2 separate regions of the Homo sapiens genome follow, and region 1 is linked to region 2. The links are chromatin loops, found by intact Hi-C in ENCODE. Cell type or tissue: endothelial cell of umbilical vein. All regions are shown on one strand. Each heading gives the region's core, and the rest is flanking DNA. Links, peaks and the distances in the headings are about the cores only. Region 1 overlaps RPTOR (regulatory associated protein of MTOR complex 1). Region 2 overlaps RPTOR (regulatory associated protein of MTOR complex 1).

What was found. Peaks named below come from ENCODE experiments on the same cell type or tissue, not always from the same donor. Only the 100,000 strongest peaks of a DNase experiment are listed, where the experiment ranks them.
Region 1: a loop joins it to region 2, with 10 times the contacts of the local background. A loop is called at or near these places in 2 of 110 quality-filtered maps.

Annotation. Positions count from the first base shown.
Region 1 is chr17:80,924,515-80,939,077 of GRCh38, reverse strand. It overlaps RPTOR (regulatory associated protein of MTOR complex 1), which reads right to left. Exons shown (of 34, transcript NM_020761.3): 24 at 13,598-13,708. Among named protein-coding and RNA genes, the nearest start is that of CHMP6, 60 kb to the left of the region's middle. In endothelial cell of umbilical vein, for the core only: a CTCF peak has its summit at 10,954; a DNase peak (open chromatin) is centred at 11,037; H3K27ac peaks cover 1,516 bases.
Region 2 is chr17:80,568,222-80,583,437 of GRCh38, reverse strand. The region is part of intron 1 of RPTOR (regulatory associated protein of MTOR complex 1); the gene reads right to left. It overlaps LOC105371922 (a long non-coding RNA gene), which reads left to right. Exons shown (of 5, transcript XR_007065932.1): 2 at 3,471-3,634. Among named protein-coding and RNA genes, the nearest start is that of RPTOR, 31 kb to the right of the region's middle. RefSeq lists an enhancer at 7,795-8,089. In endothelial cell of umbilical vein, for the core only: a CTCF peak has its summit at 7,950 (motif pointing right); a DNase peak (open chromatin) is centred at 7,917.

The DNA.
Region 1 (14,563 bases), core at 8,807-13,806, 350 kb before region 2:
TGTCTCGACAAAGGAAAAAGAGAGCCTGCATTAGTTATTAAAAAGTCGCTTTCTCTGATAGAAGAAATGGGAATAAAGACTATGGCGCATGGCCGTGTTTGCGTCCTTGCACGTAAATGTGGCGGAGAAAGAAAACGGTTTCTCCGTGTGGAGTTTTAGGCGGTCGTTGTAGGTGGTTATCATGTGCAAATGCTTACAGAGCATTCTTTGTGTCTCTTCCTCGAATGCTTTGTGTCAGCTCTGATTACAAAACAGAAACAGGCAAGCCCCAAACCTCATGTCTGACCCCGTGCTCATGGGTGGCTGTGGCTCAGTTCCTAGCATTTGATTGCTCTGCTTCCTTCTTTTTCTTCTTAAAAGTCACAAAACCACACTCGATAAAACAGCAACAACACAGCAAAAAAGACATCCAAACCCGGAAACAGTAACCACAAAAGGTGTCAAATGGCTCCCTCCGCACATTTTCTGATTTAGAAATAATCCCGCAACGGCAAATGGGATAGACTGTGGATTCTTAGCAACCAGTTTCACTTGACGACAATCCTGAGCTTATTAGAAAAGAAATGACAAATGGTAAATAACATAGAACAGTAATAAGAAAAAACCCGCGGTGGAAAGACTCAAAGCTGTGCAGGAACAGAGACATTGCACTTTAATGAGACTCGGGCTTCTCTGGGAATAAATTAGAGGAAGAGTCTAGAAGGAACTTTCGAGTGGGAAGGGAGAGGAACTGATGGGAATTCCAGCTCCTTGGCCCGGCACTCTATGGTCCTGGGCCTGAGCTCAGGCAAAGAATCCAGACGTGGGGGGTAGAAATGGGGCGGCTTCAGAGCCTCAGCTCCAAAGACAACAAAGACGACTGCAAGGTTGAGAGGGGGCCCATGCCAGAACAGGGAGGGGCACAGGACGCCCGGAGACAGGAGCTGAGGGGTTTCAGGGGGCCCCACACTTGTCCTGTTGCCACGGCACTGCAAGGGCCCTCTCCCGGCCCAGGGGCTTCTGCCTGTAGGGGTAGGGGCCGCCACTTCCCTAATCTGAGCTCTAGGAGAGAGCCCACAGCCTTCCTTTACAGCCCTTGCTGGGCTGGGAAGAGACTTTCTGAACGGGACGCGGTTCCGGAACCACCCCAAGTGTCTGTGTCAGGACAACCAGCTATGACCACGAGGGTCACAGGACAAGCATGGGCAGAAGTGGAGGTGCGGCGTGAGGCAGGAGGGAGAGCGGTGGATGGAGAGGCCAGGGGAAGGCAGAGATGCCGTGGAAGATGCGGGCACCCACCCTGGGAAACTAGGATGTGACCGCCGCTCAGCACGGAGGCAGCAAATGACACCGCAGCTCTTCATCATCGGCTCTGTCGCCTCCTCTCCACCTGTTTCTCTTCAGGCTGAATAAAGGCTTTTCAGTAAAAAAGGGCCCAGGCCCAGTGCAGGCTGAGCCTCCCTGTAAACAGAGCTCCTGGAGGCTGTGGGTGCCGCTGATCCTGTTACATGATGAGGATCTTGACACTCCTGTACCTCTTGGCTTCCACTCAGACAGAAACCAATTACGATTCTGAAGCCTCCCACAGAGGCTTCAGCTGAAAGCCAATGAAACACAACTCCTTTCCTGTTGCAAAGAAAAACCTGGGGCTCAGGAATAAAGGGAGATTAGAGGTTCCCCAGAAGACTTACGGGAAAGCAGCAGTTTGGGGCAGTTTTGGGATAAATTCTTATCCGGGGAATCTGGGAGCCTTAGAGCTGAGTCTTATCTTCAATCCCTCTGAATTTAGAAAGGTTCAAGGTGCAGGGGATAAAATTCAAAACAGGTACATGACTATCAAGATTGAGAAAGACTTGGGTGAAGGCAAAAGGGGAGAGGCACCCATGGGAAAAGATCGCTAACACATTAAACGCTCACACTGCCAGCTCCCTCCCTCTCCACCCGCTTAGCTCCTGATGACCTGAAGTGAGGGCAAATTTGCCTCTGTGATGTGCTTTTCCCCTTGACGCTTTTTATTATTTTCCCCACGGTTTAGCAACAAACTATCCCCTCCCCACTGAACAATAAAGTCCCCTCCGTGGACAGAGGCAGCAGAGGAAGAGGCGGAAGAGGTAGTGGTGTGCGTCGTGAGTCCACAGGCAACAGAGGTGATTTGATTCTGCCAGTGTCTCGTGTACATTACGTCCAAGGACACAGCCTTTGTGTTACCACAAATCGCCAAGCTGTGGAGGGGGGAGAAGCTCTGAATGAAGCTCGGAGCTTGCTATGCACGTTCACTCCTCAACAAGGCATTTACATCATCTTTCATGTGACTTCAGCACAAGAGGGAAAAGAGTTTCTTCTCCCCGCAACATGAGGTTGATGAAGATGTAACTTACGTACAGTGAATTTCGCCCTCTGTAGGTACAGGCGGAGTTTTGATAAATGTGGAAGATATAGAACAGTTCCACACAGTTTTGCCTTCCCTGGAATGTTGTATACATGGATCATACAGGATACAGTCTTTTGAGCAGCTTCTTCCATTTAGCATGATACACTTGAGATGCATCTGTGCCACTGCGTTTATCAATAGTTTATTTAAATATTGTTCTGATGAGTCTTTCATTGTATGGTTGTATCAGCTTCTCTCTTTACGAGGTGAAGGAAACTTGGGTTGTTTCCAGTTTTTGGTGACTATGAATACAGTCACTATAAACATTCACATACAGGTTTCTGAATGAACATGTTTTCACTTCTCTTGGTGAATATCCAGGAGTAGAATGGTTAGGTTGCATGGTAGGCATACGTTTAACTTTGTAAGAAACTGACAACCTTTTCCAAGGTGTCTGTAGCATCTTGTAGTTGCAGTAGCCAAGAATGAGGGTTTCAGATGCTCCGTGTCCCTTGCCAACACTTGGTAGATTTTAAGATTCGAGACATTCTAACAGGTGTGTAGTGGGATCTCACTGCAGGGGTCCGTACTTTCCCGTGATTAAGATCCTTAACAATGAGCATCATTCCATGTCCTTATTTGCCACCTGTATATCTTCTTTGGTGGGGTGTCTGTAAAATCTTTCGCCACTGTTTTTTAATTGGGCTGCTTATTTCCTTTATCATGGAATTTTGAGGGTTATGTATAACAGCCACAAGATCTTAATCTTACGTGTTTTATAATTTTCGCTCTGTCTGTGACTTGTCTTTTCATTTTCTTAACTGTCTTTAAAAAGCAGTTTTTAATTTTGATGAAGCCCAACTTATCGTTTTTTTCTTTTTTGACTTGTACTTTTTGCATCTTATTAAAGAAGACATTGCCTAACCTACAAGGTCAGAAATATTTTTTTTTCTGTTTCCTTCTAGAAGTTTTATAGTTTTAGGTTTCACACTTAGGGCTATGATTCACTCTGAGTTAATTGTTGTATAAGGTGTGAAGTACTGATCGAGGTTCTTCTTTTTATTTTTTTTGACAACTGGTTGTTAATTGCTCCAGTACCAATGGTTGAAAAGAGTATCCTTTCTCCATTGAATTGAATTGTTTTTGCACCTTTGTTGAAAATCAATTGAACATATTTGTGTAGACCAATTTCTGGGCTCTCTATTCTGTTCCATTGATCTACGCATCTAACCTTTCACCAATCCCACACCATCTTGATTACTTTTTTTATAGCAAGTCTTGAAATAAGATAGTGTGAGGCTTCTAACTTTGTTCTTCTAGTTCAAAATTGTTCTGGTTATTTTAGTTTCCTTTTCCCCATAAATTTTAGAATAAACTTCTCTATTTTTACCAAAAAAAATCCTATTGGGGTTTTGATTGGGGTTGCATTGATCTATGTATCAATTTAGGGAGAACTGGAATCTTAATATTATTGAGTCTTCTAAACCAGGAGCATGGTCTCCATTTACTTAGACCTTTTCATTTCTTTCATCAGTGTTTTATATTTTTCAGAATACATATCTTTCACATATTTTGAAAAAAGATTTATACTTAAGTATTTCATGTATTTTGGTGCTATTTTGAATGGTACTGATGTTAAATTTCAATGTCCAATTGCTCATATGGAAATACAACTGATTTTTGTATAATGCCTTTTTTTTTTTTTTTGAGACAGGGTCTTGCAGTGCTGCCCAGGCTGGTCTTGAACTCTTGGACTCAAGCGATCCTCCTTGCCTTGGCCTCCTAAAGTGCTGGATTACAGGCATGAGCCACTGTGCCTGGCTGGAGCTTGTTAATACGATGCTGAGGACTTGGGAATCTGTGTTTTTTATTCTTGTGATATCTTTGGTTTTGATATCAGAAAAATGCTGCCTTCATATACTGAGTTGGGAAGTGTTCACTCCTTTTAATTTTCTGTGACAGGTTGTGCAGAAGTGGTATTATTTCCTCCTTAAAGGTTTGGTACAGTTGCCAGCGAAACTTTCTGGGTCAGAAGTTTTCTGTGTTGAGTTTTTAGTTAAAAACTCATTTTCTTGGCTAGATGCAGTGGCTCACATCCATAATCCCAGCACTTTGAGAGGCTGAGGTGGCTGCTTGAGCCCAGAAGTTTGAGACCAGTCTGAGCAACATAGCGAGTCCCCATCTCTGTAAACAATTTCAAAATTCGCTGTGTCTGGTGGTGCATGCCTGTAGTCCCAGCTCCTGGGGAGGAAGAGGTGGGAGGGTCTCTCGAGTCCAGGAGATTGAGGTTGCAAAGATCAATGATCACACCGCTGAACCCCAGCCTGGGCAACAGAATGAGACCCCATCTCAAACAAAACAAAACAAGAAAACTTCATTTTCTTTAATAGACAGGAACTATTCAGGTTATCTCTTTGCTATTGAATGACGTTTGGTAGTAATCTCTTCCAAGGAATTTGTCTATTTCATCTAAATTTTAGAGTTTATGCACATAAAGTAGTGATGGAAGGTATTGCACCGCTGAACCCCAGCCTGGGCAACAGAATGAGACCCCATCTGAAACAAAACAAAGCAAGAAAACTTCATTTCCTTTAATAGACAGGAACTATTCAGGTTATCTCTTTGCTACTGAATGACGTTTGGTAGTAATCTCTTCCAAGGAATTTGTCTATTTCATCTAAATTTTAGAGTTTTATGGACATAAAGTAGTGATGGAAGGTATTGCACCGCTGAACCCCAGCCTGGGCAACAGAATGAGACCCCATCTCAAACAAAACAAAGCAAGAAAACTTCATTTTCTTTAATAGACAGGAACTATTCAGGTTATCTCTTTGCTATCAAATGACGCTGGGTAGTAATCTCTTCCAAGGAATTTGTCTATCTCGCCTAAATTGTAGAGTTTATAGGCATAAAGCAGTGACGGAAGGTATATTTCTGGGCTCTCAATTCAAATCCATTGACCTATATGTCTGCTCTTAAGCCAATGCCATGGTATCTTAATTAGTGCAGCTATGTAGTAAGTTTTGAAATCAGGAAGCGTGAGTTGTTCAGTATGTTTGTCTCTTACATTTTTCTTTTGTTATTCTGGGTCCCTTATATTGCCATACAAATTTTAGTATCAGCTTGTCAATTTTTGCAAAAAAGGCTGCCAGGGATGGTGCTGAATCTGTAGAGCTATTTGGGGAGTTCTGCCAACTTAATGTTAGTCTTCTGACCTATGAATGTGTGATTTCTTTCCCTTTATTTAAGTCTTCTTTAGTATCATTCAATAATGTTTCAGTACAAGTCTTACATTTCTTTTACTAGGTTTATTCTTAAGCATTTTATTATTTTTGCTATGATTATAAATGAAAGTGTTTTCTTGATTGCATTTTTAGGGTTTTCATTACTAGTGTAGGGGATTCTGATACAAATGGTTACTGGATATTGAGCTTGTGGGTACAATACTGCTGCATTGGTTTTTAAGTTCTGATACTCTATTAAAATGGATTTTGAATGATTTTCAATATTCAGGATCATGTCATCTGTGAACAGAGATGGCTTTATTCTTCTTTCCAATATGATATGTTTTATTTCTTTTGCTCGCCTAACTTCCCTGGCTATAATTTCCAGTTCAGTGTTGAAGACAAGTGGCAAGAGAGGATATGTTTGTCTTGTTACCTTCTTTTGGGAAAGATATTTTTGTGTGTACAGAATTCTAGGTTGACAGTTTCTTTCAGCACTTTAAAGATATTACTGGACTATCTCTGTCTTACACAGTTTCTAATGAGAAGTCTGTGGTGATTCTTGTCCTTGTTCCCCTGTAAGTAATGTGTCCTTTTGCTCCAGAGGTCTTCAAGGTTTTCTCTTTATCTTTGGTTTGTGGTGGCTTAGATATGTGTCCAGCTGTGTGTGTATATGTGTGTGTGCACGTGCATGTGTGTGTCTGTATATACCATGATTTGGGATCTTTGCTGGATCTGTGGTTAGATGTTGGACTGCTTTGTACTGTCCTGAAGCTCTCAGATGATCTGCAATCCTGTTTGTTTTTTTCCCACTCTTTGTAGTCTTTGTGCTTCATTTTGGGTACTTTCTATAGACCTGTCTTTAAATTCACTGATTTTTTTCCTTGGCTATTTGAGGTCACAGATAGGCCTCTGGGGGGCATTCACTTGACTCTTTCTTAGTGTCCAACTCTCTGCTGAAATCCCTCATCTGTTCATGTTTGTTGTCTACCTTTGCTGTCAATGCCTTTAGGTCATATTAATCTTGGTTATTTCCACTCCATCTCTGATAGTTCCAACATCTGGGTTGCCCTTGGGTCTTTCTCTGCTTTGTCTCTTGATGGCAGGCGTGTTTGTCTTATATTTTTGGGGGCATCTCATACTTTTCCTTTGTTCTTTTTAGTAGACATGAGGTCTTGCTGCGTTGCCAAGGCTAGTCTTGAACTCCTGGGCTCAAGTGATCCTCTTGTCTTGGCCTTCCAAAGTGCTGGGATAACAGGTGTGAGCCACCATGCCCAGCCTCTCCTAATTTCTGAATGAATTCCAGACTTCATGTGTAGAACAGCAGAGACTAAGGTGTATATATATATATATATATGCATGCCTGGAAATGGGTGTGCCTCTATTACTAGACTGTTAAAGAGTTCAGTCAATCTAGCGAGGCACTGAAATGGGCTTGGGTTTTACTGTTGCCATGGTGACACTCAGCATGTGGCCAGCTTCGGATTCCTCTCACACTACCTCATGCTTCAAGCAGGGCCTGGGTTTCGGGAGGGTTTTTGCCAGGGTTCCCACCCCACCCTCCCTTGGTTTTTGGCTTTCCTCGTGTGTCTGCACCTTGGGGGGCTTCTCTCTCTATGCTCCTGTGCCCCTGCTACAGCTCGACTGCTGTGCCTGCTGCCTGGAGCCTGCTAGCCTGTTGGAAGGGTCCGAAGGGCTCTCTGTTGCTCTAGCCCAGACTCTGACTGAGGCAGGGCCTGTGTCTCTGGGTCTCAGGGTGGAACCTTCTCAGTGACTCTGTCCTGCTCCCTGCAGTGTGCCACACGTGGCAGGTCCTCGCCCTGCTGGAGATGGAAGGTTTTCTTTTGCAGTTCTTCTGTGGCAGTGGGTCTTCGCCTGTGCTCTGGGGGCGACAGGGTTTGCTGTCTTTCATCAGGAGCTGCAGGTTATGTTCTGTGGGGAGCAGCACAGGAGAGCCTGCTGCGGGCCCACACCTCTGAGGGGCTCTTCTCGTGTCCCACCTCAATCTTCTGGGTGAGGGCCCAGTGGACGTCCATGGCCTGTGCAGCCTGTGGCTCCCAAAGGTTTGAGATTCTCCATTGGTCCAGGTTTAGCCTTGCGCAAACCACTGCCAATTTCAGGTGAGCATTTCTCCCTGCTGGCCCCTTCTGCTCTGCTGCAGGGAACTGGTGCTCATGGTCCGGCTCTCCTTGGAGGCACCTCTTCCCTTCCCTGCTGGGCAACTCACTTCCCCTGCCACCTCAGCTCTCTGATGAGTTCAGGAAAAGTCAGAATTTTATAGCTTTTCTGCCCTTTTCTTATTTCCAAGGTGGGAGTGGTGCTCTTTCCAGCTGTCTGCAGGCGGAGGTGGAACCAGGCTGCGGCTTTTACCAGAGCAATATTTCCCATACGCTTGAGGCCGAAGGAACTGCCCACAGGACCCTCTGCACGTGCAGCCAAGCAAAACCAGGATGAAACTCTCTAAGAATGCACGGTTAGAATAACCACGTATTTAATTTAAACAACACTGAATAATCACAGTGTTCTCTAAAACAAGCCTGTCTGACTTGGCTGATAAACCTGACCCCTGACTGTTTAACACTCAGCAGTAATTTACCAGACAGGCGCTGGCACTACAGCCAAGTGTGGAGAAAGGTGAGCAGAATGGCACTGCACGGTCCCTGCCCCAGCTGTGGGAGGAAGCTGTCCTGCTGCCTCGGAGACTGCGAGCACCAGAGTCCAGCTGGTGGTGGCTGAGTGGAAACAAAGTCAGAGAAGCTACGTCTCCCACTTCCACCCACCAAGTGTGTTCTTCACGCAGCTTCCATCCAAAACCAACGACTTATTCTATTCTGGTCTTCCTGGAGGGGAATCGACCTATCCATTTGCTTTCCTTCTGAACTTTCCAGGAAAGAACAGGAAGCACCCATTTTAGAAGCTGCAGCTGGGGTGGAGCCAGCTGTCCTCCTGAGGCGGGTGAAGCCCACAGCAGACTGAAGTGGATAAGCTGAAGATGAGCTGAGGATGAGCTGGGGATGAGCTGGGGATGAGCTGGGGATGAGCTGGGGATGAGCTGAGGATGAGCTGGGGATGAGGATGAGCTGAGGATGAGCTGGGGATGAGCTGAGAATGAGCTGAGCTGAGCTGGGGATGAGCTGAGGATGAGCTGGGGATGAGCTGAGGATGAGCTGAGGATGAGCTGAGCTGAGCTGGGGATGAGCTGAAGATGAGCTAAGGATGAGCAGGGGATGAGCTGAGGATGAGCTGGGGATGAGCTGAGCTGAGGATGAGCTGGGGATGAGCTGAGGATGAGCTGGGGATGAGCTGGGCATGAGCTGGGGATGAGCTGGGCATGAGCTGGGGATGAGCTGAGCTGGGGATGAGCTGAGGAGCAGCTGGGGATGAGTTGAGGATGAGCTGGGGATGAGTTGAGGATGCGCTGGGGATGAGCTGGGGATGAGGATGAGCTGAACTGAACTGAGGATGAGCTGGGGATGAGCCAGGGATGAGCTGAGGATGAGCCGAGGATGAGCCAAGGATGAACTGAGCTGAGGGTGGCACGAGGGGACTTCTCAGGCTCTGCCTGCTGCAGGTTTATATAAAGAATGTCACACAGAGTGTCATTCTCAGAGGAGAAAAACAAAACAAAACAGAAAAAGTCATTTTTGTGGGAGAATCTATGACAGGATGCTCAATGTTCACTGCATAGTGAGAAAAGCGGGACCGGAAGCCATGCAGGCAGGGCAACCCCAGTGCTGGGAGGGAACCCTGCGTGGGGACTATGGCCATCTCAAGTCGCTCCTTCACTGCCTGAGTTTCTAATGGTGCACTGAAACCCCAGCTGCACAGCCGCAGATCTGATGACGGGCAGTGCAGCTTCCGCATCCACCCTAGAGGAGCAGATGCTCTCAGGGCAAAACAAGATCCCCATGCTCTGCGGAGCCGCCAAACGGAAATCCCCACTGTAGCTTTAAGGGCTGTGTGAAATAAACTGGGTTCTGCGTGTGATGCCTCCCAACAGCGTATCGACTCTTAAAGCTTTTTATAATTAAAAATGGTATTTTAGTCTGTTTTAAATTGCAAAACTAATAACTGTTCTTTCTAAAAAATTCAAATCATCCAGAAGTAAATGATGAAAAAAAGAACAGTCCCCTTGCCTGGCTCCAACTCCACCTTCTAGAAGTCACTGTGTGGCCAGCCTGCTGTGTAACTGGCCAAGCCTCCTCCCGTGCTTGTTCCAGTCTACAGAAGCACAGAGCTCGTGCAAGCATTTTGTACAATTTGATTATTTTACCTTTTGGATCAAGGACATCCAACCAAGTCCTCATAGAAAGATACAACTTAAAGAATTTTAATGGTTGTATAGTATTCTAACCCATGGATCCATCATTTTAAATTAACTCTCCTACTAAGTGATTCTTTTCAACTTTTTCCCATTACAAATCATGTTATCATGAACATCTCCGGGCAGAACCCTTTCATGGACATGTATATTAGTGGTTTTTAAGAATATATGCCTCCTAGCAGGATTGCTGGCTTTGCAGGTATACCCTTTTCTAATCCTGACAGTTACTGCTTAATTGCCCTAAGCAAAGGGAGTACTGGACCCACCCACCAACAGTGTCTGAGAGTTCACATGCCCCTACAGCCTTGTAGGGATTGATTCTCTGGATAGAATCAATTTTTGAAACCTTCCAACTGAGAGAAGAAAAAAGTTGTATGACTTTTGTAATCAGAACACAATTCAATACATCTTTTTCTTTCTTAAGCACACGGCAGACCATTTTTAATATTCTTTTGTGGTTTCTAATGTAGACACGAGCTCCGTAAACCAACATGGGAAGAAAGGAGGTTGCTTCACCAATCAAAGGTGAGCCGCAGACAGAACACGGCTCTTTCTAGTCATACGGACCTGTACGAAATCTGACGGTGAACTAATAAAAACGTTAGCAGACGCTGTCCTTACCACGGTGTCCTTGGATGCTCATCCTGCTAATCGCTAGTTGCATGTCAGTGTAAACTGGTCATTATTTTGTGACCTGGTAACTGTTTTAGTTTCTTATATACCTTGAAGCAGTTTCGGGTTTGCAGTTCTTCTGTTCTTTTTTAGGTTCAATCCTAGCCTTAGAGCTATTTTTAGTTTACATGTGAAGCAGGCTAATAACAAGAAGTTCCTAATGCAGCTCGTTACACAAATGTCATTAGATGATGAATTAAATCAGTAAAAGAATACCTTTATGAATACCACCTAGAAAAAGTAGGAAAACAATTTTTTTTTTAAACAAGAGAAAACACGTCCTGCTTCCTCTTCTGAAGTTTGGAAAAGGTCTCTAATGTTAAAGACACTCCTAAGACTGCAGTTGCTATCAGGAGTTACAGACGACGCCGACCACAACACGGCGCTCTTTTCCATCATGACACCCAGAGCCTGTTGTTTCAACGACAACCAAGTGAGCATTTGTTTTCAAATACTTGGCAGGGGCAGAGGAAGACAATCATTTACTCATTCAGCAACCGTTTCCTGATCAACCTCCTGTGTGATGGCAGCTCCTACATGGATCCCCTTGGACTAATCTCCTCTGCAGTGTCCACACAGCAGGACCTGCTGGCAGGGCCAGACCACAAGGCTGACACCCTCCAGCTCCTCCGTGCGGGCGGGAATTCTCAGATGTGCAAATGGAGGAGATGAGGGCAGGCGGAGGAGGGGCTGCTAATCTGAAGAAAGGGAGAGGAGACGCTGGCTTGGGGCTTGCACACACCGGAACAAATAGACACACACACACAGACACACAGAAACACACAGACACACACACGAGATACACATACACACATACAGAGATACACACACACATCACACAGACAGACACAGGGATACACACACACACATAGAGACAGACAGACAGACAGACAGACAGACACACACACGGCCTTCCACATGCCTCTGGGGAACTTCCTCCTGCAATCAGCTGCTGTGTACTTAAAAATGCTTAGGAAAGGAAAGCAAATCCTTTGGGGAAAAGTCAAATTCATTTTTAAGTTTAAGAGCAATGAGTTTTGGATTATCTATGCCATTCCTCTTTCATCATAGGATAGATGACTGAGAATAGGCATTTTTCAAGGACTTCAAGAAAAGCCTCTCGTTATCACACCAAGAAATTACCAACATGTACAGCCACTGCCATCCCAGCAAGAGCGAAGACCAGACCATGTGGGTTTCTTAGTCGCCTGACCTTGTCTGCCTTAAGCACGAGACCGCATCAAGGACACCAAGCTTGTTAACATTAGACTAAATTCCATTGACTTTTCAACAGACTGGGCCGCAGTTCTAGAGGACGGCCTGGCACCCCTGGCACAGTGTCCAGCCACCTCCCAGCTCTGGCTCACTCAGAGTTTGGGTGGCTCCTGCTTCCTGCATCCAATTCCAGGATTTGTGTATGCTTTCCTTTCCTAACCAGAAGCCTCCTAGTGATGGGAAGGGGCACTTCCCTCTGTCTGCAGGGGCCGCCACCCTCATGCCACCCGCAGGTAAGCAGCGGTGAGCCCAGCAGGTGGGCCTGGTGAGGGGCTTCTGACTAGGACTGAATCCACCAGCCTCAATGATCTCCTGGGGTTTGTTTCTTTGATTCTTTTCCCCCGACTCTAAAGGTGCTTCGTGCTTAGTGTAGAAACTGCAGAAGAGGCACAAAAGAAGCCCAATTCAGTGCAGTCGTGGGTGGCGCCATTTGCGAATCTCTAGTTAGGAGCGGGCTCTGCTGGTCTCCGTCGTATGCACATCTGTGTCTGTATGAGAAGCACGGCTGTGATTGTTCTGTAAATCTGGCTTCTTGGTCTGCATTTTGCATTTTTTCTTTTTAAGGAATGTTGTCATGAGCGCTTCCTTAGGACACTATTTTTAATGTTTAACTTTTCAGTAGCTCCAATAATATCTCATCAAATATTTCATAACTTTTTAACTATTCACCCTCTGTGGACATTTAAGTGAATCTCAATTTTCGTTCTTAGAAACAACACGGAAGTCATCTACATCTCTGATTATTTTCTCAAGACAGTATTTTAGCAGATTCATGACTGGGTCAAAGGGAACGGCTATTTAAGGCGTTTGATGCTTCCCGGCAAGACGCTTTCTAGAACAGCCAGGCCACTGTCCACCCAGGTTCATGTGAGAAGAGGGAGGCGAACTCCTCTCTCTTTGCAGTAAAGGGGCTCCGTAGTTCAAGCTTCATGGCTTGCCTGCCTCAGGGGCTGCCTGATGGTTCTGTTTTTATGAACAGAAATCAGCATTCACTATGAAGACAGGACCACAGGGACTGAGCTGTCATGGGGTCCAAATACCATTCACAGAGATGACTAAGACGCAAGCTTGATATACAATCGAGAATAAGCTGAGAGTTTCAGCTTTCAATTATATATGAGGGAAGAGGCAGGTTTGCTCAGAATGCACTTTAGATTTATAGAAAATCTCCACGAGTCCCTGCTGGGCCCTGGCAGAGAGATGAGCACTGGGACTGTGCTGACAAAGCAGCTCCCGCCCCATTCCTCGAAGAGGCCGAGAGCCGCCGCCCTGCCCCAGCCTGCAGGAACACAGCCACTGCGTCCACAGCACACGGCGCTTGTTAGGGCTGTGTCAGGGTTGAGCCTCAGAGATGGTCTTGTGGTGTAACCCCAAATGCGCTAGGATTGGCTGCAGCAGGCTGCGTCTAACAGTCCCCAGACCTCGGAGCCACGCAAGCGTGGCCTTGGGATGGGCCTCGAGTGATCCTCACCATTAGGGAGTGGGAAGGCCTGTGGTGACCCTGTCAGTTAAGGCAAAGTGACACCTGTCACACTGGGAAGCTCCAGCGAGGCAGGTTTTCTCTTTTCGTTTGGCGACAGGAAGGTAAGTGAAGTTTGTTTCTTCTGCGGTTCTACCTCAACCGTGACCATCACTACCACGACCACAATGGGACGCTCCCACAGCCACAAGCCTTGAGCGTTTATGCTCAAAGAAGTGGGACAGACACATGTTCGCTAGGACTCTACTCTGAACCCCACACCCCGGGCGCACCTTCATGACGGGCTGGGCAAAATAGCGGGCGCTCCAGTCGCAGAACCCCGTCTGCACCGTGGCGGAGATGAAACTTTTGTGTCCAGCAGCATCGTCCGCGTCGTCCGCAGTCTTCAGGGTTTAAGCAGGAGGGTTGGAAGGAAAAAGAAACACCAGTCAGTCATGCCACTCCTGAGCTCAAAAGAGCTGCAGCTGGGGACAAAGGCGCTGCCGGGAGCACCGGGCTGCCCCTAAGGACGGCACTTCTGTGCTCTGCTCACTTCCGTATCCTGGTGACCAAGAACCCCTGAACGTCTGGCCAGGGATTGAGGGGCCCGGGCTGTGAAGTGTGAGCCACGTCGGTCCCACCATCCCCAGGGCCGACCCAGCACAGCTCCCAAGTCAATTCTAACTGACTGTTCAGACAATGCCACGTGCGTCCATGTGTGCTGGTTTATCAACCCCCAAAAAGCCTCTGCCGCTTGGTTCCAGGACAGCTCCTGTGATGGCCCCGTGACACCAGACTGAGAGCGGGGACTCCCATGTGAAGTGGCCTGGACGGAGCGCACAGCTTTGCAGGCCGGCTGGAGCTCCCAGCTACTGGAGAAAGAGGATGTGGAGCTGAGGAGGACTGAGCTTTGGGTGTTTCCTGTTGTGGAACCTGTGGCGGCCAGGGCTGTCAGAGTCTGTGTGTGCTTGTGGAGTGAGGCTGGGCACCAGGGGTCTCCTGTGCCACGCCATGTGGCCTGCTGGCGTCTCTCACGCTGTGTCTTGGCACAGGGAGCTCCCCATGATCTCAGGGCAGGTGCAGTGAGAGGTGCATCCCCCCCACCCCGGGGGGTCGGGTGGGTGAGCTGCACGTGCCGGTAGCATTGCTCCCCAGGGCCTGGCCAGGAGGCTGACCCTGCACTTGGGGCTCGGTGGTGATTCTCGCTCCTCCTCTGCCGAGACACGGAAAGTCCAGGTGGGCTGGGGCTGAGCAGCACC
Region 2 (15,216 bases), core at 5,638-10,637:
TTGCAGATCACTTGAGGTCAGGAGTTTGGGACCAGCCTGGCCAACATGGCAAAACCCCATCTCTACTAAATGTAGAAAAATTAGCCTGGCATGATGGTGCCCACCTGTAATCCCAGCTACTCAGGAGGCTGAGGCAGGGGAGAATCACTTGAACCAAGGAAGCAGAAGCTGCAATGAGCGGTGATCGCGCCACTGCACTCCAGCCTGGGCAACAGAGCAAGACTCTGTCTCAAAAAAAAAAAAAAAAAAAAAAAACAGGAAAGAGGCAGTGGACAGGGACCACAGTTAGCATTTTCTAACAAACAGCTTGGTTGACAACTGCCTTTATGTGTACTGAAAGTATAACTGAGAATATTTAGCCAGGCGTGGTGGCGCATGCCTGGGGTCCCAGCTACTCAGGAGGCTGAAGTGAGAGGATTGCTTGAACCTGGGAGGTGAAAGTTGCAGTGAGCCAAGATCACACCACTGCACTCTGTCAAGCCTGGGTGATAGAGTGGGACCCCGTCTCAAAAAAAAAAAAAGAAAAAAAAAGAAAGAATAATAGAGACTAAAAATTGTGAAAAATTTTTCTAATAGATTTAAAACAGCCCATTTGGCCATGCGCGGTGGCTCACGCCTGTAATCCCAGCACTTTGGGAGGCTGAGGCGGGCGGATCACGAGGTCAAGAGATCGAGACCATCCTGGCCAACATGGTGAAACCCCGTCTCTATTGAAAATATAAAAATTAGCCAGGCATGGTGGCGGGCGCCTGTAGTCCCAACTACTCGGGAGGCTGAGGCAGGAGAATCGCTTGAACCCAGGAGACGGAGGTTGCAGTGAGCCGAGATCACGCCATTGCACTCCAGCCTGGGCAACAGAGCAAGACGCTGTCTCAAAAAAAAAAAAAAAAAAAAAAGCCCATTTGTCTGACCGCTGTCACCCTCACACTCAAGCATATGTGTCAGATGCACACATGTATGTGCGATCAGAGAGGGCCGTGCAGCTCAGGGAAGCAGGATCTGCGTCCACACAGTCCAATTGTTCAGGGAACAGAAAAGAAGTGGTTCCAACCTGCTGGGTCTGCACTCAGGGACTTGGCAACAGTGCTCCTTTTATTCACATCAATCACAGTACACACGCATTCTTACCCCACCTTACAGGAAACTGATGTTCTGAGTGTTTAAAGGTTCAACCCATCTAAGTCCACAAGCCAGGAATCAGCTGAGCTGTCCTCTGAATCCAGGTCCACCTAGTAACCACGCTTCCACCACAAGCATCTTTCCAGCAACATAGAAATCCCGTGACATCCTGAGAGGGGTCATTTAGTTCCTCCTGGAATGTTCAATGAGTGAGATGAGGCTGTTTGTCCCATGGCAGTGTCCACTTGCAGCTGGCCCTCAGAAGCCATGGCCAGAGCTCTCCCTCTCTAGTGCCCAGGGCAGCACTTCTCAGCCTGGAAAGGAGTATCCAAGTTCCTCCAGAGCCTTCTCTCTCCTTCAACATCCCCAGCCCTCTGCAACTCTCCCTAAGGGGAGCTGCTTCCAGGTTTCTCAGGGTCCTAGATCACTCCCCTTGGCCACCATTTCTCAGGTGTGCTCTGTGAATGCAGCTCAAAATAGAAGGTCCAGAAGAAAATCAGATGCTCCATGAGCAGTCTCCACTGCAGAGAATAACAGGGATCCACAGGCCCGATGTGCAGTATCCACTGCAGAGAATAGCAGGCATGCACTGGCCCAATGTGCAGTCTCCACTGCAGAGAATAACAGGCATGCACTGGCCCGATGTGCAGTCTCCACTGCAGAGAATAGCAGGCATGCACTGGCCCGATGTGCGGTCTCCACTGCAGAGAATAGCAGGCATGCACTGGCCCGATGTGCGGTCTCCACTGCAGAGAATAGCAGGCATGCACTGGCCCGATGTGCGGTATCCACTGCAGAGAATAGCAGGCATGCACTGGCCTGATGTGCGGTCTCCACTGCAGAGAATAGCAGGCATGCACTGGCCCGATGTGCAGTCTCCACTGCAGAGAATAACAGGGATCCACAGGCCCAAAAATGGACAATGATTAAGGCCACCACATACACAGCGGCTTTCACAGGAATGGCTAAATGTTTACCTGCATTTACGCAATTGATGGGACAAATAAAGGGGGAAGGAAGGAAGGAAGAAAGAAAGCAAGGGAGGAAGGGAGCAAGGGAGAGAAAGGGAAGACTAAATGCAGGACTTTCAAAGTATCTCTGTTATATTTTACCACAATCTGCCAGCATGTCATCCTTTCAAGATTGGAGTAAATCACGAGTCTTTCATCTACATTAGTACCTGTCCTTCCCAGCTTTATATCATCAGCACTCAGTAATCACGCCTTCCAAATCTGTATCCAACACACTGACGAAAATGATGAATAGGAAAGGTTCAATCACAGAGCCCCAAGCCACACTTCCAAGGGGACCTTCCTCTAGGTTGGAAGAGGAACAAAACAATTCTCAGGATGTGGGTGGCCACAGATTCACCTAGTATGAAAGGCCACACAGGCTAGGCATGGTGGCTCATGCCTGCAACCCCAGCACTTTAGGAGGCTGAGATGGGAGGATCACTTTAGCTCAGAAGTTTGAGACCAGCCTAGGCAACATAGGGAGACCCCGTATCTACAAAAAATAAAAATAAAAAATTAGCCGGGTATGGTGGCATGCACCTGTGGTCCCAGCTACTCGGGAGGCTGAGGTGGGAAGATTGCTGGAGCTGAGGAGTTCGAGGCTACAGCGAACTGTGATTATGCCACTGCACTCCACCCCAGGCAACGGAGTGGGACCCTGTCTCCAAAACAAAACACAAAAAACCCCACACGGGTCACTCTTCACTGTTTTACTTACAAGTGGACGAAGGGCATAAACAATTAAACATAATGAAACTGACCCATAAACATATGTAAAAATACTCAACTACACTAATAATCGAAAAGTATAATTAAAACAATGAAACGGTCAAGCGTCTACTTAATTGCAAAGGTATTTTCAAATGGCAATGCCCAGGGCTGGCAGCCGAGCCAGGAAAAAGCCTCCCTCAGACCCCACGAGCGGGCACATAAAATGGGACAAACTTCCCAAACAGCAATTTTGCAAAACGTGCCAATTCCCCTAAAGGTTATTTATTATTTATCCAGTTATTTCTATCACTTCCAGAAACCATACTGAGAAAATAACCAGAAATCTGAACAAAGATTTATACACTGTCTCATCATAACATGAGTTATAATATTAAAAAATCAGAAGCAACCTAAATGTCTAATAGCACAAAAGTGGTTAAATTATTGGTAATTCCCAATAATGAAATATATGCATGTATTTCCAAAGAGTCTCCTGAAAAAGGAGATGAGATCAGGAAACATGCCTGACCGTGAGGAAGCCATGATTGCACATAGTATTTGGCCCTTTCTTTTCTAAGTAGTTGTAAGTCAATTATTTTAAAATTCTAGTTCTCTTTCTAAATACAGAAGCAAAGCAGCCCATGATAGATGCCGTGCTGAGGCTCCTCTCCCTAGGCAGCACTGCATCAGGAATAATCCCACACTCAGCATCCTTGGAATGAGAAGTATAAAGAGGAGGAGAAGTTCATCTCAGAACTTCAAAAAGACCTGCGCTGAAATCCTCGACTCTAGTAAGTGACACTTAACTACCCCACATGCAGATTTTTAAGAACATGGCTTACAAAAAAGGTTGAACTTTTTCATTTACATGGATCCCAGACCCCTCGGAAATATCTTAATTTACTCTCTTAGTTTAAAAGAATAGTCCTTGGGCAAGGCCAGCAGGCTCACAGTGATGTGGACATAAGGCTCCCGCCTCTGGGAGAGAGAAAAGACTAGATCCTCTTCCTTGCCTCCAGCCATCGTGACGTGGGCTTCTCTGGGCTTCAGTCAGGTGTGAAGTGTTGTTGTGGCAAAAACCTCTTGCCATAAAGATCAGGAAGGGCCGGGCATGGTGGCTCACGCCTATGATCCCAGCACTTTGGGAGGCTGAGGCAGGCGGATCACCTGAGGTCGGGAGTTCGAAACCAGCCTGACCAACATGGAGAAACCCTGCCTCTACTAAAAATACAAAATTAGCCAGAGTGGTGGTGCATGCCTGTAATCCCAGCTACTCAGGGGGCTGAGGCAGAAGAATCGCTTGAACCCGGGAGGCGGAGGTTGCGGTGAGCCGAGATCGCACCATTGCACTCCAGCCTGGGCAACAAGAGCGAAACTCCATCTCAAAATAAATAAATAAATAAATAAACAAATAAATAAATAAAAGATCAGGAAGGGATCCACAAAGTCCTTGAGGCCCTAACTCGGGCAAAGCACAGGAGGCTCAGATCCCATATGTAAATAATAACCCCGAGTACCTGTGCAGAGTACCAATGCAGAGTACCTGTGTAAGGTAGTTATAAGTTGCAAGGGGACAAAGCAAGTAAGGAGAGTTGCAAGGGGACAAAACAAAACCTTAAAATTACTGCTACCACATGAAGTTCAAACCTGTCCAGCACCCTCCAGGGAGGCTGGCAGGCGAGGAGGGAGGATGGTTCCCTTCCCAGCTGCCGGCCGCCCCCATGCCCTCCTGCTTCCTTCTGCTCCCAGGCCCCTGCACTGTGCACTTAGCAGCGGTGCCAGCAAGCGCCAGGCTGTGTCCCTACCTCAGTGGCCCAAGCCCCAGCTCACTGGGTCCCTTCTCTAGCCATCTAGATTTAAGTAACTCCAGCCTCTTCTATTTGTTCCCCCAGCCCTAGCAGCAGCACCTGCCTCCTGTAGTTACCGTCTCAGTCAAGGTTTCCTTTTGGCCCTTTCAGCCCCTCGAAAGCCTGTAAAACCAGTTCCCCACCTAAATCCGCTTGGTTGAGATACCTGGTGTGTTTTCTGTCTTCTTTACTGGATCTTGGTGGATACACCTTCTAATGCTTCAACTCAAAGAGAAAAGACACACATAAATCAGAAGCAACAGAGCCCACGGAAAGCAGCCACGTCTGTCCTGTTGTTTGGCCATGTTGGGAAGCTGGACAGCTTGTGTTGATCAGAAATCACGACTGCAAGATACCCTGTGTTCCCTCAGCTGACACGCCACTTTGGAGACAGTCAGGCCTGAGTTCAGGGGACCTTCTGCAAATTACTTCACCTCTCAAGCCTTCAATTTCCTCCCTTGAAACTCAGGACCAAAGCAGTGCCAACATCGCAATGACTGTTGACATCTGGAGTGAAATGTACCACCCCCCCAACCACTCACTCATGAAAGATCCTTTACTCCACACTAAACAACCCAGCTCCCTGACTTAAGTTCCTCAGATGACGGTTTGCATCCCTTCACTATCTCAGCCACGCACCTTGAATAAATTCCAATGTAACGTGCAATCTTTTTAAAGAGGGCGCTTCTTTAGAGACAGCTCATGAGCAGAGAGGCTATCTCCGCCCTCAGTCTGGATGCTGCACTCTGTGAACACAGCCAGGGTCTGACGCATTTGACTGCGCCGCACATCACAGCGTCAGGCCATATTTTGCCTTCAATCAGCTAAAATAACCTAAACATGTTTGCATAAGCCTAAGAAGTGTTCAAACTGACACTGCTTCATTAAGCGTAGGTCTTCCAGATTACAAAGAAAGCCCATTCTGCATCTTGGCTATTCACCCTCTCCCTCCAGGAAGGCTGCAGGTCCAAGGCCCTTCGAAGAGAATGGCACTGGAGATGGGCATGAAGCCCAGCTCCAGAGCTGGACTGCAGCTTCCACACAGTTTGACACCCTGGCCATGACACCCTGCTGCTACCTCTTTATCTATTGCTTGATGAAAAGTATAGACTGTACACTTATCCAATTCTTCAGTGACTTCCGTGGAAAGGACTGTAAATAAGCTGGAGAGTCAGGCGCAATGGCTCACGCCTCTAATGCCAGCATTTTGGGAGGCCGAGGCAGGGGGACTGCTTGAGCCCAGCAGTTCAAGACAAGCCTGGGCCACATAGGAAGACCCTAGCTCTATAAAAAAAATGTAAAACTTGCCAGGTGTGGTGGCATGCACCTGTAGGTCCCAGCTGTCCTCAAAGTCTAAAAGAAAACATCACTCTAGAATTCCATCCCTAGGAAAAATACCTTTCAAGAATGACAACTGAGGCCGGGTGTGGTGGCTCATGCCTATAATCACAGCACTTTGGGAGGCCAGTTCAGATGGATTGCCTGAGGTCAGGAGTTCAAGATTAGCCTGACCAACACGGTGAAACCCATCTCTACTAAAAATACAAAATTAGCCAGACATGGTGGTGCATGCCTGTAATTTCAGCTACTTGGGAGGATGAGGCTGGAGAATCATTTGAACCTGGGAGGCAGAGGTTGCAGCGAGCTGAGATCGTGCCACTGCACTCCAGCCTGGGCAAAAAGAGCGAAGCTTCATCTCAAAAAAAAAAAAAAAGAATTATGACTGAATAAAGACATTTTCAGAGGCCAGGCATGGGAGCTCACGCCTGTAATCCCAGCATTTTGGGAGGCCAAGGTATGTGGATCGCCTGAGCCCATGAGTTCGAGACAAGCCTGGGCCACAGGGCAAAACCCCGTCTCTACAAAAAATACAAAAATTAGCTGGGTGTGGTGGTACACACCTGCTGTCCCAGCTACACAACAGTCTGAGTTGGGAGGATGGCTTGAACCCAGGAGGTGGAGGTTGCAGTGAGCCAAGGTCATGCCACTTTACTCTAGCCTGGATAACAGAGCGAGACCCTGTCTCAAAAAAACAAAAACACACAAACAAAAAAGATATTTTCAGACTAACGAAGTGAATGTGGCATCAGTAGACCGTCATGAGAAAAGAATTCTGAAGTCTTTCAGTCAAAGTAGGTGGCCCCATAGGAAAGTTCTGAGACGCTAAAGGAAAGGAGAGCGAAGAGTCAAAAGCATGTGCATCAGCCTGAAAGAACAATGACTGCCGAAAACAAGGATGGTAACTTGGGATGTTAAAAATAAAATACTGTACACAGCAATACTCACATACAAGAAACAAACGGATTAAATAATTTCCTAAGTCTTGGGTTGTCTAAGAAAAGAATAAAGGTCATGACGGACGTTGTACTTTTTTCAGTATTCCTACTGTAATTTCTAAGAAACCATTACAAGAGAAAAACAGTGCACTGCTTCAAAAATAGTAAAAGGGAAGAAATTAAATATTTTCAATCTATAAAAAGGCATTTAAAAAAACATTACAGGAAGGACAAATAGAAAGCACAAAAGAGATGGCAGATTTAGGCCCCAATGGCTGTAAGTAGACTAAGTGCTCCAACTGAAAGACAAAAATCATCAGACTGATCTGTTTTAATCCAACTACAAGCTGTTTATAGGAGACATATGAAAAATACAAGGCTACAGAAGTGTTGACTTATATAAAAGGACAAATAAACAAGACTGACACTAACCAAGAGAAAACTGGTGTAACTATCCTGAGACAAAACAGACTGTAAGGCAAAAAGTTTTATTAGGGATAAAGAGTCACTTTACAACAATATAGACTCCAATTTACCAGGAAGATACAACAGTTTTACAACAATATGGCCTCAAAATATAAATGAAGCACAAATGGGCAGAGAATTCTATCTAAATATGTCTAATAAGGAGAATAGACATATTTACAATGATGGTGAGAAGTGTTAATACACCTCTCTGTTACTGATAGAAACAGTCAAAAAAATCAGTAAAGTGTAAATGATTTGTACACCACAAATAAAATATTTGACTTAATGGACACGTATAAAAGGTGGCACCAACAGCTGTAGACACGCATCGTGTTCAAGTACACAGGGAACATTTACAAAAACTGACCACGCACGGGCCTATAAGGGACAGAGCAGCTGAAATTCCAAGCGTGTGCATGCATGTATGCACACGTGTGCACACAGCGGTGCAACCTACACCATCCACAACACGAGGGGGCGCCATTCGCACATGGCAACGGTGTGGATGGCTCCCCCTACAGACGTGCGGTGCACCTGCTACTGCCCTGCTGACAGACGTCTACTGATCAAAATGCAATTAAGAAATCAAAAATAAATCCTAGAAAAAGTCTTCTATGTTTAAAAATTACAACACTTTTAAATAATAAATTGATCAAGTCAAAATAAAATTTAGAGAATAATTTGAACTGAACAAAAATACTGTATATCCAGCCAGGCATGGTGGCTCATGCCTATAATCCCAGCACTTTGGGAGGCCAAGGCGGAAGGAGCCAGGATTCAAGACCAGCCTGGGTAACACAGGGAGACCTCGTCTCTGAAATACATAAATATATTTTTAAAAACTACTACTTGTTGAATGCCATTAAGCATTTACATTTCTAAATGCTAAGTGCATACACTAGAAAAGACAAATGGCTGAAAACTAATAAGGTAAGTACTCATCTCAAGAATCTCCCCCTCAAGAATGGCGGAAAAGGTAATAAAACAAACCCAAGGAAAGTAGAAAAAAGGAAATAATAAGATATAAAATAAACTAGGGGGCCAGGCATGGTGGCTCACATCCGTAATCCCAGCACTTTGGGAGGCCAGGGCAGGAGGATCACTCGAGGCCAAGGAGTTCAAGATGAGCCTAAGAAACATAAGAAGACCCTGTCTCTACAAAAAAAAAAAAAAAAATTAAATAAGCTGGGCTTGGTGGCACACATCTGTAGTCCCAGCTACTTGGGAGGCTAAGCGGGGAAGACCGCTTGAGCTCAGGAGTTCAAAGCTGCAGTGAGCCATGATCGCACCACTGCACTCCAGCCTGGGTGACAAAGCAAGATCTTGTCTCAAAAAAACAACAACAAAAAAGAGTGGACGCACAAATCTCAATGTCAGGAATAAAAAGGAAACATTACTACAGTCCCATTGACTTTAAAAAGATCACAAGAGGATGTTACAAACAACTTTATGCCTATAAATTTGAAACCTAGATGAAATAGACAAAGTCTTCTTAAAATGTAACTTGCCAAAACTGACTCAAAAAGAAAAAAAAAACCGGCCGGGCGCGGTGGCTCACGCCTGTAATCCCAGCACTTTGGGAGGCTGAGGCGGGTGGATCATGAGGTCAGGAGATCGAGACCATCCTGGCTAACAAGGTGAAACCCCGTCTCTACTAAAAAAATACAAAAAATTAGCCGGGCGCGGTGGCGGGCGCCTGTAGTCCCAGCTACTCGGGAGGCTGAGGCAGGAGAATGGCGTGAACCCGGGAAGCGGAGCTTGCAGTGAGCCGAGATTGCGCCACTGCAGTCCGCAGTCCGGCCTGGGCGACAGAGCGAGACTCCGTCTCAAAAAAAAAAAAAAAAAGAAAAAAGAAAAAAAAAACCATCTTAAAAGCTTAAATCAGAACTTTAAAAATTTTTTTACAAACAACACTTTCGGATTACATGACCTTATGGGCAAGTTCTACCAGGCATTTGTGGGACAAGTTATTCCCAACCTGGACACGAACTCTCGGGAACTCAAGAATTGACATGAAGCCCAAAACTTCCCCCGACCCAGGCATGTGGGCAGACAGCTGTAGGGCTGACTCTTGCAGCCCTGCTGCCCTGGAAATGCACCAGTTAAGATAAATGGGGAAGGCCAGTGCTAGGAGCTGGTTCTCCATCTGGGTTCCCATGAGCCTTCTGATCTGTGGGATGTCCTGGAGTAGAGGGGTGTAAGGTGGCCTCATGATTAGAATGACACTCAAGACCAGCATGAAACCACGGCTGGCTCCTCTGCATCCACACCCCTTACATAACTGCATCCGATCCCCAGCAGCCTTACACACTCTTCAGGATCAAGGGGGCAGGAAGCTGTGTGCATGGCTGCCAGGGCTCCTGATGACATGGAGATATCATGAATGCTGCATATAAAGCAATATAAAAAATAATTTTTACTCTTATATACCTACCAAATAACAGGCTAAAAACTTAAATTTTTTAAAGTTGCCTCTTAGGACAGCATCAAAATAATATCAAGTACTTAAAAGAATTCCAACAAAAGATGGGCAACACCTCTACAGGGAAAAGCATATAACTTAATTCAGGGAAATTAAAGAAGACCTATCTAAATAAGAGATATGCCATGTGTGTGGACCAGAAGTCTCAATTCTGAAAAGATATCAAATCTGTCCAAATTGATGTATAGGCTCAGTGCAATCCCAATCAAATACCCCCCAAATTTTCTTTCTTTGAACTCGTCAAGCTAATTGTTAAACCTATATGAAGAACAAAAGAACAAGAATAGCCAAGACATTCTCAAGAAAAACAAGTGCTTCCTTCACACATTTTTTATAAAGCCCTAGTAATTAAAGCAGACAGAGTGGTGCTAGGGCTGACCAATGACACCAGCAGATCAATGGGATAAACAGCAAGTCCCAAACAGACCTACTTGGCCTACGACAGAGCACTGCAACTGAGGAAGAAGGATGAGCTTTTCACAAAAATCTACTAAGACAACTAGATATCCACATGGGAAACTAGATCCCCACCTTAAACCATACACAAAGTTTATACAAAACTTAAACAGGAAAGAAAAAGCATAAAGCCTTAACAGATAATACAGATTAACTTCATGCCATCAAGGGAGAAAGAGAGTTCCTAAATAAGATGCAAAAAAAGCACCAACCTTTAAAGGAACAGACTGATTATCAGACCATATTAAAATGGAGAATGTCAAAAGACCCCATAAGGAACATGAAAAAACAAGCCTCCGAGTGGAAAGATTTTGAGATTTGTTTTTGGTTTTGGTTTTTTAGAGAGAGGGTCTCACTCTGTCACCCAGGCTGGAGTGTGCTGGTGCGATCTCGACTCACTGCAGCCTGGAACTGCTGGGATCAAGCCATCCTCCTGCCTCAGCCTCCCAAGTAGCTGAGACTGCAGGTGTGCACCACCATGCCCGGCTACTTTTTTTGTTTGTTTGTTTTTGAGAGATGGGGTTTCACTATGTTGCCCAGGCTGGGAGGTATTTATAATACATATTCAAAATATATAAAAGCTCCTAAAATCAGTAAGAAAAACACAACTCAACAGAAAACTGGGCAAAAGACTTGAACAGGCATTTTTTTAAAAAAAAGAAGAAAATATATAATTATCTTATATCCTATGCCTGCTTAGGTGTACCAGAATATATAAGAATGCTCATTTGTCCCAGGAGTTCGAGACCAGCCTGGGAAACATGGCAAAACCCCATCTCTACAAAAAAATACAAAGAAAAATTAGCCAGGCATGATGGCACCTGCCTGTAGTCCTGGCTACTTGGGAGGCTGAGGTGGGAAGATCACCTGACCGTGGGAGGTCAAGGCTGCAGTGAGCCGTGATGGTGCCACTGCACTCCCACCTGGGTGACAGAGTGAGACGCAGTCTCTAAAATAAATATGTAATGCTAATTTCAACATTGTTCAGCAGTAGAATGGATAAGTAAATTGTGATGTACACATGAAATGAGATATTACATAGAAGTAAACAACATATATTCAAGCACCTGATTTTTTTGTTTAAAAGAATTTAAAATAGTTACTCTATCCCTACAGCATACCTAAATGTTTTTCTCAACCACCTGATTCTTATCAATACGATACTGAGAAAAGAAGCAACACACGAAAACGCAAGTACAACTTTTAGAGACGCACAGGTAGGAAAACCATTAAGAAAAGTGAAGAGGCTGGGCATAGTGGCTCATGCCTATAATCCCAGCACTTTGGGAGGCCAAGGCAGGCAGATTGCTTGAGCTCAGGAGTTTGAGAGGAGCCTGGACAACACGGTGAAGCCCTGTCTCTACAAAAAATGCAAAAATTAGCTTGGTGTGGTGGTGTGCACCTGCAGTCTCAGTTACCCGGGAAGCTGAGGTGAGAGGATCAATTGAGCCCAGGAGGTCGAGGCTGCAGTGAGCTATGATCACACCACCGCACTCCAGTCTGGGAGACAGAATGAGACCCGATCTCAAAAGAAAAGTGAAGAGATAATTATTGCCAACAAAAGGAAGAAAAGTATTTGCCTCTTTAAGAAAAGGAGTAACTGGGATCAAGGTGCAACACATAAAGAAGTCCTAGGGTACTGAAATATTCTATATCTTGACTGGGCTGGGGGCACACAGATGTTTTTATAAATACTGATGGAATTGTAAATAGATGTTTTCTGTATTCTTTACTTCCTAATTTCAAAAAAGAAAGAAATCAAATCAGACTAGAAAGGACCTTCTTAAACAAAATAGCTAAATGAAAAGAACAATTAGACCATTTTCTATAGGACATGAACAATGATTAACACTGAAAGAGGATTTCTGTATAATTAACTAAACCTTTAAGGTAGCCAGCCAAATCCCGCACTCTGGCACTACATGACTGAGTGCCCAATTTAGATCTGTAACACCAAAACAGGGGAGGATTTTATCCTTAAATCCTCTTACGTGTTTAACAATTATTTCAGTTTCAACCTCTGACCTACCTGGCGTTATAAAGCCCAAGTGAAATGCAAATGTTTCTATCAGAGAAAGGAGAAACTCTAAATCTAGCCTTGCAAATTAGTTGTCTAGGGATCATGAAAGCTGAACTCTTCCAAACTTTAATCTGTACTATTAATGTGATACACCAATGTAATCTTAAATATTAATGCTGTGTGTAAGTTGGAAAGTGAAACTCCACTGGGGGGGATAATTAGGTTCAGTGAAAGAACAACTCATTAATACATAACAACTTATTCACTGTAAAGAATCAACCATCAGGCCCAGCATGGTAGCTCACGCCTGTAATCCCAGCACTTTGGGAGGCCGAGGCAGGCAGATCACTTGAGGTCAGGAGTTTGAGACCAGCCTGGCCAACATGGTAAAACCCCATCTCTACTAAAAATACAAAAATTAGCCAGGCATGGTGGTGGATACCCGTAGTCCCAGATGTTCCGGAGGCTGAGGCAGGAGAATCGCTTAAACCCAGGAGGCGGAGGTTGCAGTGAGCCGAGACTGCACCATTGCACTCCAGCCTGGGTGACAGAGTGAGACTCTGTCTCAAAAAGATAAAAAATAAAAATAAAAAAATCAACCATCAGCTACTCTAACCTACTTAATAAAAGGTGATCCCGTCACGCATCATTCATCTATCTGGCACTTTCTTTCATTTGCCCCTTCTATATCATACTTGGGGGGACTACCACTTCCAGGAAAAGATGGACTAAGTAGGAACAGCCTAGCCCTCCCACCATACACAACTAGAAAACTGAACACAATACATAAAACACTTCTTCAGGCATTGAACAACGAGTCATACAGGAACGTGGTCCCTGAGCGGGAAGACAAATGAGGTGTGCCCCGTGACACAGGAGCTTTCTGCATGGAGACAGGGGCCCATGCAGACCGTGACAGTCACTGAGCTGAGGAGAGAGAGGTCTGAGTTCATGATGGCCACAGCAGCCAGAATGAGAGCGGCAGAGTAACAAGGAGGAGACAGCCACACGGAGGAGGCAGAAACGGAGCTGGGCTCCTTGAGTCCCTGCCTGAAGGCAAGGCAGGGCGTGCTGCTGGTGAGACTCCAGGAGGCCAGGCAAAGAGCAGCCACAGGGGCAGGAGAAGCGGAGCAGGGTGAGAAACATTCAAGCTCCAACGAGGAAGAATTAAGGGACCTCATGAAGCACCCACGACCCTCACGGAGACTCAGAAAGGCCACAACGTTAGGCACAGGGCTAAACTAGACCAAAAGTAAAGGCTTCTCTAGACTAGGGGTCACCAAATTTCCTGCTGTAAAGGGGCAGATAATAAATACTTTAGGCTTTGTGGGACATATAGATTTTGCCTCAACTTCTCAACTTTACCACTGTCACATGAAATCAACATAGACCATCCACAAACAATGGGACTGTGTTCCAGAAGACTTTATTTATAAAAACAAGCAAGGGGCCATAGTTTTCCAATCCTGACCTAGACCTGCTTTTATTTATTTATTCATTCATTCATTCATTCATTTTTTTGAGACAGAGTCTCGCTCTGTTGCCCAGGCTGGAGTACAATGGCACAACCTCGGCTCACAGCAACCTCCACCTCCCGGGTTCAAGCGATTCTCCTGCCTCAGCCTCCCAAAGTGCTGGGATTACAAGCGTGAGCCACCACGCCCGGCCTAGACCTGTTTTTAAAAGACAGCAAACAAGCCCTATAAGAAGGCAGCTGATCTACAAGTAAACTAACTTCCTGCCAGAACAAAACTCAACACTGTTTAAATGCAGAAAACAAAACGCAGATGCTCAACAACGTAACACTCCCTATGTCCAGCATCCAATCAGAAATTACTAGAGGTAAGAAAAAGCAGGAAAGCCTGATCCACAACCACAAGAAAGTCAGTCCATCTAGACCCAAAAATGAGAGTGACGAGGAAATAACAGATAAGATTTTTAAAACAATATTACAAATTTGTTCAAGGATTTAAAAGAGAGCATGAATACGAAGAAAGAAATCCAAATGGAACTTTTAAAGAAAAAAAATAGCATCTGAAATTTTGAAATACATCGGATGAGTTGGCTTAAGAGCATGGTAGGGCTGGGCATTGCAGCTCACACCTGTAATCCTGACACCATGGGAGGTCACTTCAGCCCAGGAGTTCAAGACCAGCCTGGGCAACATAGTGAGATCCTCCTGTCTCTGTAACAATAAAATAAAGAGCATGTTAGATACTATAGAAGAATAGATGAGAGAACGCGAAGACATTGCAACAGAAACAATTCAACTGAATCACAGAGGAAAAAAAGATGGAGGGAATGGGGATCCTCAGTGGGACAATATCTAGCATCTAAAATAAATGTAAATAGAGCTCTGGAAGATTGAGGAGGAACAAGGGGAGAGATAGGAAAACTGGAAAAATAATGGCAGTACATTTTCCAAAATTTTGGTGAAAAGTATAATCCTACAGATCCAAGAATGTCAACAAACCATAAGCAGGCTAATCACAAAGAAAACTACACCAAGGTACATTGTAATCAAACTGCTAAATTCCAATGACAAAAACATCTTTAAAGTAGCTGGAGGAGAAAAAGAATATTACATACTAGAGAACAAAAGTAAGACCAACAGCAGACTTCAGGAACAAGACAAGCCTGAGACAACAGAACATCCTTAAAGTGCTAGGAGCATAAAGGTGAAATAAGGACAACCTCAGACAAACAAAAGCTGAGAAAACATGTGACCAAAATACCAGTACTATAAGCAAAGTTAAAGTTCTTCAGACTGAAGGAAAATATACCAGATTCAAGCTCAGAGCTATAAAAGGAATGAAGCCTAGAA